2 separate regions of the Homo sapiens genome follow, and region 2 is linked to region 1. A link is a loop called in an ENCODE intact Hi-C map of the cell type or tissue named here. Cell type or tissue: PC-9. All regions are shown on one strand. Links, peaks and the distances in the headings refer to the core of each region. The heading gives the core; the rest is flanking DNA.

The links. Hi-C counts contacts between places; a loop is a spot of excess contacts. Peaks named below come from ENCODE experiments on the same cell type or tissue, not always from the same donor. Only the 100,000 strongest peaks of a DNase experiment are listed, where the experiment ranks them.
Region 2: it touches region 1 in a loop (3-fold over the local background); 1 of 110 quality-filtered maps calls a loop at or near these places.

Annotation. Positions count from the first base shown.
Region 1 is chr9:82,928,831-82,939,661 of GRCh38, forward strand. No RefSeq gene overlaps it. Among named protein-coding and RNA genes, the nearest start is that of RASEF, 130 kb to the right of the region's middle. In PC-9, for the core only: no CTCF peak of the experiment used is centred there; a DNase peak (open chromatin) is centred at 6,361; H3K27ac peaks cover 1,301 bases.
Region 2 is chr9:82,805,739-82,816,569 of GRCh38, forward strand. No RefSeq gene overlaps it. Among named protein-coding and RNA genes, the nearest start is that of RASEF, 250 kb to the right of the region's middle. In PC-9, for the core only: no CTCF peak of the experiment used is centred there; a DNase peak (open chromatin) is centred at 5,353; H3K27ac peaks cover 1,443 bases.

The DNA.
Region 1 (10,831 bases), core at 4,339-8,338:
TACTTTCTCTGAAAGGCCTAAATTTTGAGAGTAGCTCAGTTCTGCACATCCAAAGCTAGACTCAGTGCTATATCACTATTATATAGCATATCAAACATTGCATTACAATTACCTGAGTACATGTACTTGTCTCTTCCTCCAGGCTATGAGCAATTCAAGAAAAGAGCTCTGTTTTATTCAACCTTATATCTCTACTGTCTAGCGTATGGGTTGTCACATACCAGTGACACAAGAAATGCAGTTGAATTAATAAATGCCTGCTTGAATAAGCAAATGCCAGTGGGTCCAGTATGTTCTATAGCAGGGGCTCTAAACCGAGAGCCTATCACCTTCAAGTTACCATCTGGCTTCCAAAAGCAGCGCTGAATCCAAATATGACCTCGGTACCCTAGAAAAAGAGTCTTTCTCATCTGAATCACTCCCATCTGCCTGGCTACAACCAACATAAGGTCTTGAAGCTGAGACACACCTTCATTTGTTAAGGGGGGAATGGGGGAGCAGATGGTAAATTAAGGTACTAATGCTCATTAATTCCTAATGGAGGCTTCCTCATGGATGTAATTAGAATGAAAAGAAGGAAGAGCCAAAGGAGGAGTGTTTGGGAAATAAAGTAGGCAGCTGGAAGAGGTTTATGGAAGGTATAAACCCTCAGGGAGCTTTCCATTAGAGGATAATAACATCTGCACTTCACAATTGCATCTTTCTTTACAATCAGCAAAACATTTCTACACACAGTATTCCAGTGGAGCCTCAGAAAATAATTGTGATATGTGGAGGAGAGGTCTTTTTTTTTTTTCATTTTTGCAATGATATAATCACTACATGACTGTAGTTGGAGAGGGTGACCTTCAGACCAGTTGTAAAAATCAAGTGCCAGTCCACCTGGGTGAACTATCCCACACCACATTGTCCTTTCTGCTATTCCCGTTACAAATCACTTAAAGTCCCTCCCAATGGCCTTCTATTCCTGATTGGCAAGTGGGGCATAGAGGTTCTTATGAGACTAGGGTTTTTATTTCCTTATGTCCTCATGGAAAAAGTGTGAGCTGGAAAGAAGGGAACTCTTCCCATAAGGCCTGGTTAATGTCATTCTATTTCTTTCCACTGTTCTCAACACAAAATAAATGTATTCACATATATAGTTCCATAGAAATTGAGAATTAAGTACTATACTTTGATCTTCTAAGAAGTGTGCAGCATAAATCTGAGATATCAGCATTAAATGTGGAGACTTCATTATTAAGGACTTGCTAGTAAGCCTGGGTATTCATATGCAATGTCGGTCTATCCAAAAAGAAGTAAATTACTTGAAAAGTGACTGCATTAAAGTAAACTTACTCCTTGAAGCCTTCCTCCTCTCTCAAAGGCATATAGCTGACCTAGTTCAGAAGTGAGTGGAAAAAGAATAAAGAGGATGTTCTGTTTAACCAGCATCAATTGCTTGTAGCTATCTACTTCTCAATAGCTTTTTCCCCCCAAAGGAAGCATTCAGCTAACATTTTTATTGGACTGATGCCCAGATGTGCTCCATTAATTCATGCAACTACCTCTGTTGGAATGCTCCAGGCATTATCATCCATGAATCCATAGAGCACAAATATATTTCTAGAAATATTGTCATTTGCATTATATATGATCCTAAAGTACCTTCATAAATAATACCTTCAAAGTGAACCAGAGAGTATTGGATGTCTCTTGCTATTTTAGTCCTCTTAATTTCACCATATGCATTGTCTTTTATTTACATAGGTAATGTGACAAAATTGATCGTAGCAAACTGAGTTTTTCGGTTTCATCAACATCATCATAGGACATTTTTGATGATGTGTGATCTTTAAATCTGTATTGAGTGTCTTTCCAATCTGTGAGTTTCATTGTTTCAAATTTGTCTTCCAACTGTGCCTTCTGAGATGTATTATGGCTATGATGGAGGCTTTTGGACTGCAGTTTGTTTCTGGTAAGAGCAAAAAAAAAAAAAAAAAAAAACTAATTCTAAATGTAGCATGAAATCTGTTCATTTTTAGATGTTTGGTATAGAAATATAGACTACTTAATTATCAAATTAGTTACCTTTTCCTTAAAAAATTATCAGTACCCCAGCATGATAAGAAGAAAATTATTTCTTAAAATATTATTTGATTTCAAACCAATTATAAAGTGAGCACTGTTTTCTACACAAAGTTTCCAGGAAGTCTTTTAGTAGAAATACATGTTTCAGAGGAGGCGTTTGAATGAATGAAGAATTATTCATAGAAAGAAAAGAAATACTTTGATCTACTGCACTATTTTCGAAAGGAAAATAGAACCATAATGCATATATTATGATATCCTGGACTGAAGATGGTCTGGGACACAGAAAATCACTATTATCTGTGAAACCATGAGCAAGACTCCTTTCTCTGTTGCCTGCAGACAGAAAGCAACAATGTTATTCAACTATTAATATTTACTTATGGCCCAGATACTGGAACTGATTCCTGCTTTCTGTGAAGGAAAGGTGATCCATGAATAAATATCACTCTGGTCATTATCATCGGCACACACAGATATCAGGTGGCTTCCAATGAAATAGTGTAAGAAGCAATATGGATCTGTAGAAAGAAAATTTGTCTTAAAGCAAGATTAGGGGTAGAAGATTTACCATGGATAAATATTCTTGTAGCGTTGAAAAAATTGCTCAGTCGTAAGATGAGGAAAACTCTTGCAAATAAATATGAAGCTTTCCATGAGACTTCTAGAACCTTCAAACCTCAGAATGTATTTGGGCCATCCTCTTCTCTTCAAAGGTTAGACTGACACAGTCTTGGAAACAGAAGCATGAAGCCTACTCTTAGAGATTTTCAGAGAAGAGGAATTTCAGCTTCCTAGGTTAATCATGTTACTTCTATCTAATTTATTTTGCATGGCCACATTTATCATGCTGAAAATTCAGCCCATGTCCACCTGTTTTTTCTTTTAGCAACAGTGCATTTATTCATTCAATAATTATTTATTCAGTGCCTCTTATACGCCAGGCACTGGCTTGGGAGCTGGGATTTAACAAAGAACAAGAGGCAAAAATTCCTCCACTCATGGTGGAGAAATTCTAGCAACAAACTGTTTATTATTATTCTAGCAATAAACTGTTCAATTCTTAGTAACATCCTTATTTCTCATAAAAAATGGGTCACTTATTTGATCAAAGCTGGTTTTGTTTAAATTTACTTCCTTTTACAAAAAAAAAAAAAATCAGCTACATGAAAATCAATGTTAGGTTTATTCTCACAATTTGGCAGCATTATTGGCCAGTTCTTTTATACCATTTTTCATTCCCATGTTCCCTGGAAATGTGCCTTAAACTGAGGAAAAGTTTTTCTCCATCCTGAGAGGATACCCTGTTCAACCGCATATGCATCCTTGGAGGGGCACACCTGGAGTATGGAGGAAGAAGGGGACCTAGCTAGCCATATTGCCCAATCAACCCTGGAAAACAACAGAATTGTCCTTACATCATGTTTCCTAGGAAGGAAGTAGAGATCAGTCCTGCTAATTTGTTGTGGTTGTTGTTGAGATGGAGTCTCCCTCCGTTGCTCAGGCTGGAGTGCAGTGGCACGATCTCGGCTCACTGCAACCTCCACCTCCCGGGTTCAAGCATTTCTCCTGCCACAGCTCCCAAGTAGCTGGGATTACAGGCATGCACCACCATGGCCGGCTAGTTTTTTATTTTTAGTAGAGATGGGGTTTCTCCGTGTTGGCCAGGCTGGTCTCGAACTCCTGACCTCAGGTGATCCACCCGCCTCAGCCTCCCAAAGTGCCAAGATTACAGGCGTGAACCACCACGCCCGGCCAGTCCTGCTAATTTTTAACCACTGCCACCACCACCACTGTGCTTTGGCTTCATAGTCTTTAGACCATTTAGTCTTCACAGCAGTCCCGTGGGGAACAGATGAGTAAGCTGAAGCTGAAAAGGAGTAAGAGGCTTGTCTACACTAACAGCTCTAGCAAATGGTGATGCAGGAATTCACATTTGGGTCTGATTCCAGCTGTCATCTTCTTACGAAAAACATATAATCTTATTTATCTAATGAAATCATAGAAAGGAATTATTAAACATAAGCCTCATTATTTCATATACCACAGAATGGCATAATCTAAGATGAAGAGCATATAGATTTTGAATATCACCTGGGCATTTTTGGTTCCTTCTCTGAGTCTTACCTTTTGTAATAAAAGCATTGCTTTTGTCCTCAAATATACACTCCTGTAAGAGGCAGACCTTCCCATTCATGCCTGTATTAATTAAAAGTTAAAAGAAAGAAATATTCAGTGCAAGTATCTAGTTACACACTTTGCAGAAAGGAGCTTCAGCTGCTTCCACTTCTGAAGACAGAGAAATAGCAAAGAAAGAAGTTCACTTCAGTTTGTTCTAGGAAGAACAAAGACTCATATCTCTTGAGAGTGAAGAAAGAATCAGACCTTTTCAGTATATTTAATTTTAATTAACTATGAAAGTGTGTTCGCAATGCAACGATGTAAAACTAGCTAGTAGTAACTGAGCTAAAGAAGGTCAAAACAATGATTACAATCAAGATATGACTGTTATTGCACATATTTTTGGTTTGTGGGAGCGATTTTTTTCTTCATGTTCTTTTTCTTATTAAATTTAGAATTTGATGATTCTTCAGTGTAAGTTTGGTAAAAGAACAGGTAAATTTAACATTATTTGGATAATAAAGCATATTCTTTGTAAAAATGTAAATTCCTGGAGCCTTAGTCTTCCAATTTCCCTTCGCCCATCCTAGTACAAAGCTGCCTCTGTCTAGTACTGATCCCTAGAAATACTGCCTTGCTCCATAGAACAAAATGAAGCACAAATCATCTAGTGGCAGCAATTTGAATGAGGACCTTGACTAGGGGACAAAAAAATACCATTTAAAAATTTTTTTATATATATTTTTTATTATACTTTAAGCTCTAGGGTACACGTGCACAATGTGCAGGTTTGTTACATATGTATACATGTGTCATGTTGGTGTGCTTCACCCTTAACTTGTCATTTACATTAGGTATATCTCCTAATGCTATCCCTCCCCCCTCTTCCCACCCCACAACAGGCCCTGGTGTGTGATGTTCCCCTTCCTGGGTCCAAGTGTTCTCATTGTTCAATTCGCACCTCTGAGTGAGAACATGCAGTGTTTGGTTTTTTGTCCTTGCATTACTGGGTTTATACCCAAAGGACTATAAATCATGCTGCTATAAAGACACATGCACACATAGGTTTATTGTGGCACTATTCACAATAGCAAAGACTTGGAACCAACCCAAATGTCCATCAATGATAGACTGGATTAAGAAAATGTGGCACATATACACCATGGAATACTATGCAGCCATAAAAAATGATGAGTTCATGACCTTTGTAGGGACATGGATGAGGCTGGAAACCATCATTCTCAGCAAAAAAAATACCGTTTAACCCCAAAATGATAGGACCTCATGCTCTAAACCACTCATTCAATACCATCAATCCCTGAGTAATATTGTCTTTTCATATAAAGTTCCATAAAAACTTCCTGAACATTTCCATGTGCAAAGCACTTGTACTAGATATTGAAGAACAAGAAAGTGAATAGATAACCAGGATTTCTTCTCTGTAATCTGTCACAAAAGAAAAAAATACATGCAAATAATCCTGACATAAAGTAGTAAATTCTGGGATAGAGAGAAAAATAGTACACTGTGAAGAGTAATCCTAACTGGATATTATTATCTTTTATACTTTCTGCTTTTCATTGTAAACTCTTGGAAACCAGATATTTATCTATTATCCAGAATCTTTGCATGTAATGAGTGTTGTAGTCAGTCATCTTTTTTTAGCAAGGGGCAGAAATTCAACTTCCATTAGGTTAAAAAATATTGTCTTGTATATTCTTAAGCCTAGGAGTAGCCTGATATCAGCTTCAGGCAAGTTGAATCAGGTTCTCTAAGGAAGACAGAAGAATTTCTCTCTCCATCCCCTGTCTCTGGTTTTCTCTGTATTCTCCCAAGGTTCTCTTACAGCAGGATTAAAGGTGGCCCCAGAAATATTACACTTGGATAGTAACACCAGCAGATAAGGAGCTCGTCTTCTCCATAATGTTAGCAAAACATCATGAATTTATTCTTAATGGCCTATCATAGGTTGTGTGATCAGCTGATTTACTATATCCGGTCCACTGGAAAATGAGTCACTGGGGCCAGAAGAAGAATGGGACACAATGACTGGCTGGTCTAATTCATGTGCCCACCAGTGGAGCAGATGGGGACCAACTTATCTTTTGTTGAAATAAGTAAACAAAAAGGAGCTGCTCTGGATTGTCTGCAAGGTTTGCGAAGAATTAGCTGAGTCAGTGATCAGTAAACAATGCCAGGAGCTTGCTCTGGTAAGGTCTGCATTCTTTAAAAATGGTGTCATAGATATCAGAAAGTGAACATGGTTAACCATTTGTAATCATCAGAAAACAAGAAAGGAAAATAAATAAAATAAAATAGAAATTGTAAAAATCAGCACTTGAATCACAACACTTACAGTTATGAAAACTAGACTAATAACACATATCAATCAGAAATTCTTGTATTACAGTTTTAAGAACTTCCCTGAAAAGCCACAGGGAAAAGGCAACTCTTATTTGAACTGTGGAATGATCTTTATTGCCAACAATATATGTATCCTTCAAATGAAAATAAATTACTCCTATGAAAACAATGTCTATGAAAACATGCTTAAACTTCATACATTATACGTTAATACATTATATTTTCAAGGTGTAGGAACCTATAAAAATGTGCAATATGGTTTTTCTCAAGTGCCATAATTTACATTACCTTATTTATTTAAGCAATTTTAATCAACTCCTTAAAAGCTTTGAGTGGTTCTTACTTCACCAAACCAGAGGACAAGCATAAGTTTCAAGAAGCCAGCAACTGACAAGCCTCCAGGAAGAGCTGCACCACAACATCACAGGTGGCTGTCCTCACATGTCTATCTTGGCATCTCACAATTCACATCACTTGCCCAACTCTTGGCAAAAGTCTATTTTTACATGGAAATGAATCTCTATTTGCTCCTGATCACAGGATTAAATAAGCTGGTCATTCCGAAATAATTCTCAAAATGTTTCCTCAAAAAGGTTATGCTTTCCTAATTTTTACTCTTAGGAATTTCCTAATTGTACCAAAAGCAAAGATGGTGTTTTCTATTTTAAAAAGTTGCTACAGACCAATCATTTTCAGCTGAGTTACTATATCCAGTACGAAACTAGGGAAACTACTTTTTGCCATAACATTGCCAGAACCTAAACATTTTTCCCACTATGATGAGCGATAGCACTGAAATGAACGTCATCATGAACAAACACAAAAAGATTGAATGGGAACAGTTTGTATAAAAGCATACACTGGACATTTCCAATCTAGTCATATAGATTAAGAGGATGTCCATCGATGTAAATAAATTCAAAGGTTGAATCTGACTTTCTCCTCCCTTGAAGAACGATTTGCAGATATTGGCTGGCCTTTTTTTTTTAGTTTGACTATTACTTCACATTGTACTTGTAATTTGTCTTATGAAACACTAAAACATATTTCTTTTCCATTCAGGTTTATTGAGGTATAATTTATAGCCAGTAAAATTCACCCTTTCTAGTGTGCCGTCCTAGAAGTTTTCACAATTAGATACAGTCATGCAGCCACCACCAAAATCAAGATTAAGAATGGTTTCATCACACTGAAAAGTTTCCCAGGCTCCTTCAAAGTCAACCACTGGCCCCTGGCAACCATGAATACATTTTCTGTCCTGATAGTTTTACTTTGTCCAGAAAGTCATATAAACATAATTAGAGAGTATGTAACATTTTGAGTTTGGCATCTTTCACTTTAAGATTCATCTATGTCGGCCGGGCGCTGGCCGGGCGCAGTGGCTCACACCTGTAATCTCAGCACTTTGGGAGGCCAAGGTGTTTTGGATTGCTTGAGGTCAAGAGTTCAAGACCAGCCTGGTCAACATGGTGAAACCCCATCTCTACTAAAAATACAAAATTAGTCGGGTGTGGTGAGAGGCGCCTCCTGCAATCCCAGCTACTTGGGAGGCTGAGGCAGGAGAACTGCTTGAACCCGGGAGGCAGAGATTGCAGTGAGCCAAGACCATGCCACTGCACTCCAGCCGGGGCAACAAAGTGAGACTCCTCCCCACCCCCCACCCCCTCACCCCCCAAAAAAAGATTTATCTATGTCCTCATATTATCAGTCATTCAAGAAGTGTGGATTAAGATATTTTCCTTTAGAGTCTCCCTTGTTTCCTAAAGCCAAAGTCAATATGAAAAACCTGAATCTGGCCATTTATAGTGTTACCTATAGTTATGAATAAAAGGATGTAAGTATGGCTAGTTTCCCTGGCATGCCAGGGTAAGTAAGGATAAACACTCTTAGGGCGTAATCATAATCTGTGATTATCGCAGGCACTAAATCTTCTGCTCATAAGATCTAAGCCTTGGTTAGACAAATGATTAGGCACTAAAATTAATCAGGAGACACCAGACAGAGGTTGAGTATGGTTTCCATTACTTTTTCTTTATTGTGATGATACTGTCATATACATTGATAACTTCAGAGTATAACACGTTAGATTTCTTATCTGACCTGTCTTTCACAAAATGAATTACTGTTGAAGCAAAGGAATCAGCAGACAGACCTCTTAACAGGAGTAGGAGAAAATGGATAGAGGCCCCTGTTTCCCAAACTTGAGTCATTCAAGTGCCACCTTCATGATTTGGGTTCTACCCACATATCAAATCAAATGACCATTATTTAGCATTTTATATTATACATTTCACAGTTTTACTATAATAAATGTCTTTTTAGAAGGACTTTTCCTCCTACTATGGTTAATAGAAAGCCATTGTCAAATATATAAGGTAACTATGAAAAATACAACAATTTAAGAGCTCTACCTATGTGAGTCCATGTATCACCCCATATGCAGCTGAGTTCTTGAGTATGAGTAGGGGAGTGCATACATACACAGAGATATGGTTTTAGAAACACTGCAATTACAATAGATGATTTTGGCTAAGCAAGGCAAAGGCCAGTGAGATTCAGCAACATTCTCCCTCCATTAGCTTATAGTTGGCATGTGGTCCGTAGCTCCTTACCTTAGACTAAAACATGAAATAAAACTATGGCCCCAAAAGACTTAAAGGATTTATTCACCAAAGGACATATTCATATTTCATGCTAGTATAATCTTCTTATATATCTGAGAGTTATTATAGAAATCTGTGCAGAGAAGCATCATCTTTTCTAAGAAAATGCATCATTGGAATCTCTTCTGATGCGTGGTCACTGTGCCCTTTGACAACTAACCTTCACAATGTTAATCATCTCACCTGTTTGAAAGGGACTAAAATGCTTGTTCCATTTACTGTTTAATAATGCTATCAAAAGGATTAATGACAGAAAACCTCTAGAATACTTTAAACTCTCCAAAAAGGCAGCAGTAAAACAGCAGGTGTCTCTTGTGAACACACATTTGTCTTCTTCCCATAAACTCATCCTGAAGGACATCAGGCTTCCAGCTTATATTTAATTGGCTGATTATGTTGTCACTCTTGAAGCTCCTTGCCAAGTTACAGGGAAGAGTTTTCTTGGAAACCGTAGTTTCCAAACTTTCTCCAGCTATGCAGTTTAATTACATCAAGCAAAATGACAACAGAACTCATAATTAGCCTGGAGATTAATTACAGCTGAATCAGTCCAAACATCACAGCTACCAAATTCAACACAGGTGCTTAGGCAAACAGAAAAGAGTTTCTCAATACCCAGCAGAAGATGGACATGGAAGATGTGCTTTATGACTCTCTTCCCATGAGCCTAAACACACAACCTGTGCAAAATGCCTTGTGTCTTCATAGCCAGGATGTCCCTAAGTATTTTAAAAAGAACCAGATCCAAAAACATTCCAAACAGTGATACCATCAATAATGTAATGTACAATGACTGAAACAAATCTTTTTTTCTATGTGAATTTCTGAAACCTAGAGCTCTCTTTCCCCTTCTCATTTCTTATCTGATTATTGAAGAGTCTAAAAATCCTACATCATTCTTCTACTCCTTTCAGAATTACAAATGAAAGAGCAATAGGGAGATGTGGTTCAATTGGCATAAAGTTTCAGTATGCAAGATGAGTAAGTTCTAGCGATCTGCTATACAACATAGTGCCTGTAGTTAACAATACTAAATTGTGCATGTTACAATTTAAGAGGGTGGATCTCATGTCAAATGTTCTTACCACTAAAAAAAAGGACACAAGGAAATTTTTGGAAGTGATGAACGTATCTGTTACTTTGATGGTGGCAATGGTTTCATGGGTGTATGCATATGTCCAAATTCATCAAACTGTGTACATTAAATATATGCAAGTTTTTTTTTTTGAGACAGAGTCTCAGGCTGGAGTGCAGTGGCACGATCTCGACTCACTGCAACCTCCACCTACCGGGTTCAAGCGATTCTCCTTCCTCAGCCCCCCAAGTAGCTGGGATTACAGGTGCATGACAAAATGCCCAGCTATTTTTTAATATTTTTTTAGTAGAGATGGGGTTTCACTATGTTGGCCAGGCTGGTCTCAAACTCCTGACCTCGTGATCCCCCCACCTTGGCCTCCCAAAGGCAGTTTTTTAATATATCAATCATACCTCCATACAGCTGTTTAAAAAAATTAAGAGAAAAGCAAGTGAAAAACCTGTACCTTGTGTTCATCCTGTGACTCCTGAAAGTGACTAAGCCCTAGAGTGTCACCATGCTCCCACACAGAGTGTTG
Region 2 (10,831 bases), core at 3,771-7,770, 120 kb before region 1:
GAAATTCACCCTAAAATTCAGCCTGTTCTCTTCACTGTGCAAAAATACTATCCCAATTTGTTTCATTGGTGAATACTCACGTTTAGGGAGCCTGGAAAAAAATGGGGCAGCAAGGGAGCCAAAAAAGGGGAGGTTGGAGGAGTAGAAGGAAACCCAGGCTATTTCTAGTAATCCTGTTTAGTTATAGATACTCCCACCTAGTACTACGCCCCAGTGTGGAAAGACCCAGAATATCATACTGATGTTGCAGGCAGACACTACCTTCCCTAGGCCTGCCCTCACAGATGCAGACAAGACTTTGGAAGTGTCATCAGAGAGGGAGTACAGCAACTGGATGTTCTCCATCTAAAGCCCAGGGCAGCCTCTGCCAGGAATGCATCTTTGTTTCGATCATAGGATTGTTCTAAAACCACACATTGAATTGTCATATATCAGTGCTGTCAGTTTTCCTGTCTTGAATCATTTTCCTAGCTTCATCATCTCCCTTTCTAGCCTCTTTCAGTTACGTACACCCCTCACCATGTAAAACATACTATCCATCAATGATAAACTAGTGTAAAGACAGCAGAGGGCTTTATTTCATAGTGCAACCACTAGTCAAGTAGGAACAGATGTCAGTGGTCCTGTGTCAAGAAGGATTCTGAGGTTGCTTCCAGGCAACTGGAACTGAATAATAATGCCTCTTATGAATATACTTGTGTGTGGATGTGTAGGGTAGGCCAGGGTAGGGCCTGCGGCACTGATGCAGTTCAGATTTTGTTCCTCTCTGATATACGTGCAAAGCTACACCATTCTCTGATGTTGCCTTAGTCTTTCTGTTTTCTAGTAACTTCTATTCCCTTCTTTAACTGATTTTACACCCTTCAAGACTCAGCCCAAATGCCCCTGCCTCAGTTATTCCTTCCTCTTTGTTCTCATAATATACTCTTTATATAAGTCTACTTTTGCTCTAAATTATAACTTTTGACATATTTGTACTTATATGTCTTATTAAAGTGTGCCTTATTAAAGGTTTTTATCTCTGCAGCTTAAAACAGTGTCTATTGAATAATAGGCACCAAATCTTCTAGGAAGAAAGGAATAGAAAGAACGAAGAAGATAGAAGGGTTCTCTCTCCCAGGAGTATGTGCTACTTTGCTTGGTATCTGAGGAACTAAACTTTTATTTCCCATGAAAGGGATTCCAAACATCAGAGAAGGTGGGGTAGTTCAAGAAAGAAGCACTTTCTTACCATGGGGTATAACATTCAAGTCCCTTGATCAAAGCGATGTGGGCTGGCTCTGTGTTTCCAACAAAAATCTCATCTTAAATTGCAATCTAAACTGTAATACCCACAAGTTGGGGGACGGACCTCGTGCGAGGGGATTAGATCATGGGGTGGTTCCCCCATGCTGTTCTCATGATAGTGAGTGTGTTCTCATGAGATCTGATGGTTTTATAAGGGGCTTTCCCCCACTTCGCTCTGCACTTCTCTCTCCTGCCACCACATGAAGAAGGACGTGTTTGCTTCTCCTTCTGCCACGATTGTAAATTTCCTGAGGCCTCCCCAGCCATGCTGAGCTATGAGTCAAACCTCTTTCCTTTATAAATTACCCAGTCTAGGGTATGTCTTTATAGCAGTGTGAAAACAAACTAATTCACAAAGCAAGACTGTCTTTCGTTTTTAATTTTTCTCAAAATTTTGGCGATCCTGTGTTTACATGAAATCATTGATATATGTCATATTTCCCTCTTTACCCTCAGATCATTCACTGCTTTCCCTTACTCTGGTCGGAACTCCAGAGAGCTGCCACCTATAAAATCGTATTTTCAGTAGGTTTTCAGCCAGTGAGAGACATTAGCAGGAGATCAAAGAAAGAGGAAAGAAAATGCCAGATGCTATGGTCTGAATGTTTATGTCTCCCCAAAATTCACATGCTGAAATCCGAACCAAGGTGTTGGTGTTGAGAGGTGATTAGTTCATGAGGGTGGAGCCCTCATGAATGGGATTTGTACCCTTAGGAAAGCAGCCAGAAGGAGCTCATTCAACCCCTTCACCATGTCAGGATACAACAAGAAGGCACCATTCTATCAACCAGGAAATGGGACATTAGCAGATGCTGAATCTGTGTTTATCTTGATCTTAGACTTCTCAGGCTTCAGAACTGTGAGAAATAATTTTTCTGTTGCTTATAAGCTACCCAATTTAAGGAATTTTGTTATAGCAGCCTAAATGGACTCAGACACCAGCATATTTCTCTCTCTCCCTTTCTCTCTGCCTTGGACACTGTATCAAGTAGTGGCTGTGGCTCCGCATGGTCCCTACTGACTCTGAGCAATGCCCACTGTGTATCTACCTCTCCACAAATGGGCTTTTCCTGCCTACTGGACTCTAATCATCCCACTTTGAGGGTACTGTCCAGAGACCAAAGAAACAAAAAATGAAAAGACGTAATTTTGATAAGATTAAGGAGTAAGACACAAGGAAAATATGGTACTGTAAACACATATTTATAAAAATTTTCCTATGCTCTGTAGGACAACAATTTGGGAGAATGGGACAGAGAGAAAGGGCAGAAAAAAAAAAAAAACTTTATTTCTGTAAAAATTTCTCAAGACCCCATCCTTCTGCTACTTTTGAGAAGATTGACTTTTTACAACCCAAAATGGATCAAATAGGAGAAACCCCAGAAGCATCACAGACCTTTCTCACTTCATTGCACAGCTCTCTGGTGCACAGATCAAATTCCAGAAGGAAGTCCTTGATGTGTCTCAAGTTTGCCTGCTTGCCTCCAGATCTCTGGGCAGAGAGTCCCTTGGTTGGGAATGGGACGGAGACGGAACCTCTTGTTGTGTAGAAGTTGCATAAGGAGTGGGGGAAAACCAACTTAGAGTTTCTGCCAGCCCCCCAAAACTGACACTTAAGACAGGGAAGGAGAGAAACCCTGCAGCAGACAGCCTGAGCCCTATTTGATTGCTCACACTGGGTTTCTAGCTGAAGGGGCAGGGTCTGGGAACAAATGTAATTTGCAGCTGCATACCAGAGGTGACTGAAAGGCTCATGCACAAAATGAAAAGCTCAAAAGCTTTGGGACCTTATTCTAACTGAAATTATCATCAAAATTGCCAACCAATTCAGGAGCAGTGCAACCATGCAAAATCAGAATAACAGAATTTTCTTTTCTTTTGAATAAAATCTCAACATCCCATTCCACAGTTTTTATTTTTCCTATATAATAGTATTATTATTTCTAACATAGCTGTAAGCACGCTTATCTGAAGATTCATTCTTTCATCTTTAAAGCAACATTTTTTTCTCTCTTTTTTTTTTAATTTTTTTGGGAGGGGAGTTCCTTCATTGATCCTCTTTTTCTTTTGCAGACACAGCCAGTATACATATTTTGGTTTTCTGTACTGTTTGTTATAGTCTATAATTTCCTCCAAAATTTCTTATATTTCTTTATTCTCTTCTGGCTTTTTTCTAATTCTCTTAAGCCTGTCATCCACTTTGTTGATTTAAGTTTTTTTTGCCATATAGCTTCCTTACTCTTCTAATTCATTTCTAAGTTCTGTCAAGCAACTATTTTCTCTTTTTTTTCCCCTTCTCTTTCGGTTTCCTTTATGTCTCATTCTGCTGTATTTTTGCTGTAGGAAGTTTTATATGGTCTCTTTGTTATTTTCTGATTAGCCACTTTGAAGGAATTATATTTTTCTGGACCTGCTATCTGCTATCAAAAACTTTAAGAAAATGGGAAAATGAGAATATTTATTTAAGGTGGTATACCTCAACCAGGGCCCATTAACAGCAAAAATAAGGGAAGAATGTTTGTTATCACCATTATTGTTTTACCTTTTTTTAACAATTACTAATTAAGAAAGATAAAATATTTAATTTAAAAAAGACAAGGCAAGTATTGTGTTATTTTTAAATTACTTTATTATATGCCTATAAAATCCCAAAATAATCATCTGAAAAAGTAATACAAATAGAATTTGATAAGATGTCCAATGTCAAAGAGATTATGGAATCACTATATATAGCTTCCCAGTATGTTGAAAATACACAACTAACACATTTAAGGAATTATGAGAAGAATGTTCATTATTTCAATCACATTTATTTAGTAGTAGTACATGAAAAAAAAACAACCGTAAACAATAAAGTGAATTTGTTGACTTATATACCCAAAATGTTCAGGAGTAGAGCAGCCTTCAAGTGATGTCCAATATAGTGGCATAGTGTTAATAATTATCCTGTTTCTATCTGTTGGTTTCCTTTTTCTTTTATGCCACACAGGAAAGATAATCTCTCCTTCACCCACTAAACAAAAGTTCTGGGCTCTCTGTAATTGCTCACCTTGGGTCACAAACTTATCAACAAATCATAGTGACTGAGGGCATTGCATGTTTTAATTGGCTTTGACTTGGATTATGTGCCCATCCTGAACCTGTCATCGTAGCCATTGGGTAGAATTATCCTCCTTTGGAGTCAGGGAGTAAACCCAACCCACTCCTTCATGATGGGATAAGGTGGAAGGGATATTAAGGAGGCAACTGCAATTGAGGATGGTGATGGTAGTAATGACGATTCTGATGGTCATGATAATAATGATAATATGATGATCATGATGTTGATGTTAATAGTAACAATAGCAATGACACTGAAGCTGTCTTGAGTACATAACATAAACTGTTGTGCTAACTACATTTTTATCAGATTTAAATTCACTAATTTCATTTGGTTCTTGTGTAAACTAAATAATATTATCCACGTAAGGTGCTTTCTACCTAATAATAATAATGATAATAATAATAATAAAATAATGATTATGATCATTCAATATTAATAAGATAGTAGTCATAATAGGAAAAGGAATAATAGTGGCAATAATATTAGCAGCAGCAATAGTGATAGTATTGGGTATATGGGTACTTTTCTCCAAATTTTATAAATGGAGGAACTGAGAATTAAAGAGGTTACATAACTTTTTTGAGGTAAGTAGAGGTTACATTAGTTTAAGACAAATAGAAGAGCTAAAATTCTAATACTGGTCTTCCTAGCTCAAAAGTCAGCTCCAAAAGAAATATACAGAATTTAGATTTAGAAAAATCAATAAACATGGCTTAGAAACAAAGGAATGCTGGAATAAATGGGAAGTTATACCTTGTACTTGAACAGGAAAACTCTATATTTAAAAGGTTAAACAATCCTAAGCAAAAAGAACAAAGCTGAAGGTATCACATTACCAGACTTCAAACTATACTGCAAGGCTACAGCAACCAAAATGTCAGAGGCATGTGAACCAGAACAACTCCATCTTGATTAGGAGCTGGGTAAAATGAGGCTGGAACCTGTTGGGCTGCATTCCCAGACAATTAAGGCATTCTAAGTCACAGCATGAAACAGGATGTCAGCACAAGGTATGAGTCATAGAGACCATGCTGATGAAACAGGTTGCAGTAGAGAAGCCGGCTCTAACCAACCAAAAACCAAGATGGCCACAAGAGTGACCTCTGGCCATCCTCACTACTACACTCCCATCAGTGCCATGACAGTTTACAAATGCCATGGCAATGTCAGGAAGTTACCCTATATGCTCTAAAAAGGGGAAGCATGAATAATCCACCCCTTATTTAGCATGTCATTAAGAAATAACCATAAAAATGGGCAACCGGCAGCACTCAGGGCTGCTCTGTCTATGGAGTAGCCATTCTTTTGTTCCTTTACTTTTTTAATAGACTTGCTTTCACTTTGCTCTGCAGACTCTCCCTGAATTCTTTCTTGCGTGAAATCCAAGAACCCTCTCTTGGGTTCTGGATCGGGACCTCTTTCCTGTAACATATTTATCTGTCCTGTAACAAAAACAGCATAGTATTGGTACAAAAGCAGACATCTGAACCAACAGAACAGAATAGAGAGCCCAGAAATAAAGTTGAATACCTCTAACTATCTGATCTTCAATAAATTTGATGAAAAAAAGCAATGGGGAAAGGACTTTCTATTCAACAAACGGTGATGGGATAACTGGTTAGCCATATGCAGAAGATTGAATGCCCTGCTTACACCATATACAAAAATCAACTCAAGATTAATGGAAGATTTACATGTAAAACCTAAAACTATAAAAACCCTGGAAGATAACCTAGGAAATACCATTCTGGACATAGGTCCTGGCAAAGATTTCATGACAAAGACACCAAAAGTAATTGCAACAACAAACAAAAATTGACAAGTAGAACCTAATTAAACTAAAGAGCTTCTGCACAGCAAAAGAAACTATCAACAGAGTAAACAGATAACCTACAGATGGGAGAAAATATTTGCAAACTATGCATCTGACAAAGGTCTAATATCCAGAATCTATAAGGAACTTAAAGTAACAAGCAAAAAACAAACAACCTCATTTAAAAGTGGGCAAAGGACGTGAACAGACACTACTCAAAAGAAGACATACATGTGGCCAGCAGCGTATGAAAAAATATACAACATCACTAATCACCAGAGAAATGCAAATTAAAACTACAATGAGATAATACCTCACACCAGCCAAAATGGCTATTATTAAAAGTCAAAAATAACAGATTCTGGTGAGGCTGTGGAGAAAAGGAAATGCTTATACACTGCTGGTGGGAGTGTAAATTCATCCACTGTGGAAAGCAGTTTGGAGATTTCTCAAAGAATTTAAAACAGAACTACCATTCAACCTAGCAATCCCATTACTGGGTATATACCCAAATGAATGTAAATCATTCTACCATAAAGACACATGCACACGTTATGTTCATTGCAGCATTATTCACAATAGCAAAGACATGGAATTAACCTACATGCCCAATGATAGACTGAAAAAAGAAAAAGTAGTACATATACACCATGGAATACTACACAGCCATACAAAAGAAAAAGATCATATCCTTTGCAAAGCATGAATGGAGCTGGAGGTCATTATCTTAAGCAAACTAATGCAGGAATAGAAAACCAAATACTGCATGTTCTCACCTATAAGTGGGAGCCAAACATTGAGTACACATGGCCACAAAGAAAGGAACAACAGACACTGGGGCCTACTTGTGGATGGAAGCTGGGAGGGGAGGGTGAGGACCAAAAACCTATTTATCGGGTACTATGCTTATTACCTAGGTTATGAAATAATTTGCACACCAAATCCCTGTGACCTGAAAATTACCTGTGTAACAAATCTGGACACGTTCCCCTGAACCTAAAGTTAAAGTTTAAAAAAAAAACCACAGTATCTTAAGATAAAAATTTTAAAACTTATGATGGCCATAAAGAGGAATGAAGTATTAAGTTATGCTACAACTTGGTTGAACCCTGAAGACATTATGCTAAGTAAAAGAACCTTAAACACATTATGCTAAGTAAAGTCCACATATATGATTTTATTTATATAAAATGTCCAGTACAGGAAAATCTAGAGACAAAGTAGGCAACTGATTACTTAGCTCTGGAGGATAGGGTGGGGAAAATAGGAGGGTAACAGCTTAAGGGTATAAGATTTCTTTCTGAGGTGATAAAAATATTCTAAAATTGACTCTGATGTTGGCTTCATGTACATGTGAGTATATTAAAAAAAAATTGTATCGTTCACTTGGAATACACAAATTGTAAGGTATGTGAATTACATCTTAATATATTTTTATTTAAAAATAAAAAACTTCAAAAAAGATTAAATATGATTTTGCTAAAATCACAATGAAATTCCCAGTGGGAGTGTGCGTGCACGTGTACATGTGTGTTTGGTGTTTTGTTCTGGGAGTCTAGGAGGAAATAATAAAACTCCTCAAAAACACCGTTTACTCCTCTCCACTCCCAGCTCCCCCGAGGTGAGGTATGACTAGGTGACAAGTTCCAGACCTATGCTCTCCCATAAGGTAGCCACTAGCCACATGTGGTTATTTATTTTGAAAATTAAATTAATATTTTCCCCAAATTCAAAATTCAATTCATCAGTCACATTAGCCACGTTCCAAGCATTCAATAGCCACACAAAACAAATGGCTACTGCACTGTAGAGTGCAGATTCTAGTACATTTCCATTATGGTAGACAATACATGTGTCTCTTTAACCCACACACAGTTCTCCAGCTGCTCTCCCACTGTTCTGGTGACTAGGGCACTGAGAAGGTGGCATTTTCTAGGTGGTGGCGCTATAAAGTGTTGAAGCCTAGGTCAGCCTGCTGAGTAATTCTGTGGAGAAATCCTCTCTCCTGCCCCACTCATACCCACCCATATGGGGCATAGACTCTGAGAAAAACATTAAATTCTGTTGTGTTAACCTGCTTAGATTTGGGAGTTGTTTGCTATCACAGTTTATCCCACCCATTCATGCCTAAGACAGGCAGCCAATGGTCAGATAGATATTATAAAGAGGTCAGGATACTTGACAAAGTGATTCAAAAACGCAAGTATAAGCATAAGAAATAATTCAGTAAAATTCTGAAAAAGAAGAATAAATAGCAAGACTCTGATATTTTAGATATTAAAATACACTGTAAAGTTACAATAGGAAAGAATGCAGGAAGAGGCAGACAGATCAATGAAAGAGAAGGGATGTGAGAATAAATGAAAATTTAGTGTGACATAAAGGTGTCATGTCTAAGTACCTGTGTTCCTATATGCTAACCAGAGTCTTAGAGTGTGAGATGGAAGCACTTTCTCTATTCTCTCCCAGAAGACTTGCCCTGATAGAGCCATCTAGGAACTGGGTCCACCAACACAAGGCACCTTTATAATTTTGTAATCCCTTGGTCCCCTGCTCAATGAAGTCTGTCTCCACCCTGTTTTCTCCTTAATTGTAATTGCCCCAGGCATTCTATTAACTTATTGTCTGTTATCATTTTAATTCCTCAGAGCCCTACCCACAAGGCCAATCCTATCTCATCAGCCTCACAGTTGATACTTTTTGAATGAAGCTGGAACTTAATGCCTCACTTAGCACACGCTTAACTTGTATTTTATCCTCTTAAACCTAGATCTTCCTGTCTATGGTTGCTCGCTTCTCTATACTGCTGAAATAGTTACCATAGTCCATAGATAACATGCTCTATAGTTTATTAATCTCGTTAACAATTTGTAAAATCTAAATTTGATCTATTCTTTCCGGCTATTTCTCATGATCACACACATCTAATAATAAATATTATATACTAATAAAGTCTCCATTACCAGGTAAAATTATGTTCACAATCCCAGTAATTATGTGGGTCTCCAGTTTCCTCAGGCATAGTCTACTCAAATCTGGCATCATCTACTAGTTTAATGACATTTTTCAGTGCAAATAACACCTAATGTGCACAAGTCTGCTTTTCCAGTGTTCTTTGGAGATAAAACAACTAGAATTTGGGTGAAAATTTTTGAATTTTCACATTATTCAGTACACCCAAACAAGTACTAGATATATTAATTTGAATGTTAGAAAATAATAACACGAGTTATTAGAAGAATAAATGAGATAATATTTTTATAATCTAGAGAAAGATCTTCCTGTCACACTGACACTAAAAACAGTCAAGGAAAATATTAATAAATTTGATTGTGTACATTTAAAATATGAAGGACACCAGCAAAAACAATACAAAAAACTCCATAAAGACGTAATATGTTTTAGTATACAAAAATTAAATAATCACGAATAAAAATGAGAAAAAACAATTTAAATACATACAATTAAGGTTAGATATTTTGTAAAAACAAAATAAAAACTCAAAAAAAGATGATCATTTCAGTAGATGTCTGGACAAAGGACATAAATAGCCAAGACGCAAAAGAAGACTTATAAATGACAAATATAGATAGATAGATAGATAGATAGATAGATAGATAGATAGATGATAGATAGATAGATAGATAGATACTCAAATACCCAATTAAGGAAATGCAAATTTTAAAAATGATGAGGCATTTTTTTTCACCTTTCCACAGAACGCTATAGAATGTTAAATGGATGGGACTAAGACCCAAGGTTGAGGAGGGTTTGGTAAAAAGGACGGTCACACTGGTAATAGGAGTGTAAAATATCACAACTTTGAAAAGGTCAGTTTTTAAAATATGTTTGAAAGTTTAAAAGAGCCTCTGAATTAATAGGATAATAATAATAGTTGAAATTTACCCCAAGGAGATAATCCCAGAAGTGTGTAGCAATATTGTTTACACTGGCAGGAATTTGGACCCATTCTATCTATACGTCAGAAGGGGACTGAAACATTAGTGCTAAAAACTTACAATGCACTATTTTTTCCATCACCTAACATGGTGATACATATCTATTTTCATTCACATGGAAAAATGCCCAGAACATATTATTGAGAGAAAAAATGTTAGTTATGCATCCGCATGTATATACAAACCTCTTTATGTAAAATTATATATTGAAAGCTATGTGTGTATGTGTGCATAAGAAGATGAATAAAGGAATGTTAGATGAACTTGTAATTATTATCTCTAGATGGTGGAAGTTCAGATGAACTTTACATTCTCCTTTCTACTTTTCTGTACTGTTTTTAAAACTCTGCAATGTATCTGTATCTGCTATAACAAAAATAATTTCACAGAAATAAAAAATTTAAATGACAATGACAAATATTACTAATGTATAGCAAACTGGGAAAATATTTATAATAATTTATGAGAAAAAAATCACAAAATTATTACATCTACACTATGCTTGCATCTCCAAAATAGGTAGGTTTACTGGCAAGGAATAAAAAAGAACAAAAATACAAGGAAATAGCTGATATGCTGTTGAATTTACACAGTTGATTTTTCTTTTCTTATAAAAGTGTCAGTTATTGTTCTGTCACTTGCTCAATAAACATATTTTAATAAAATGTA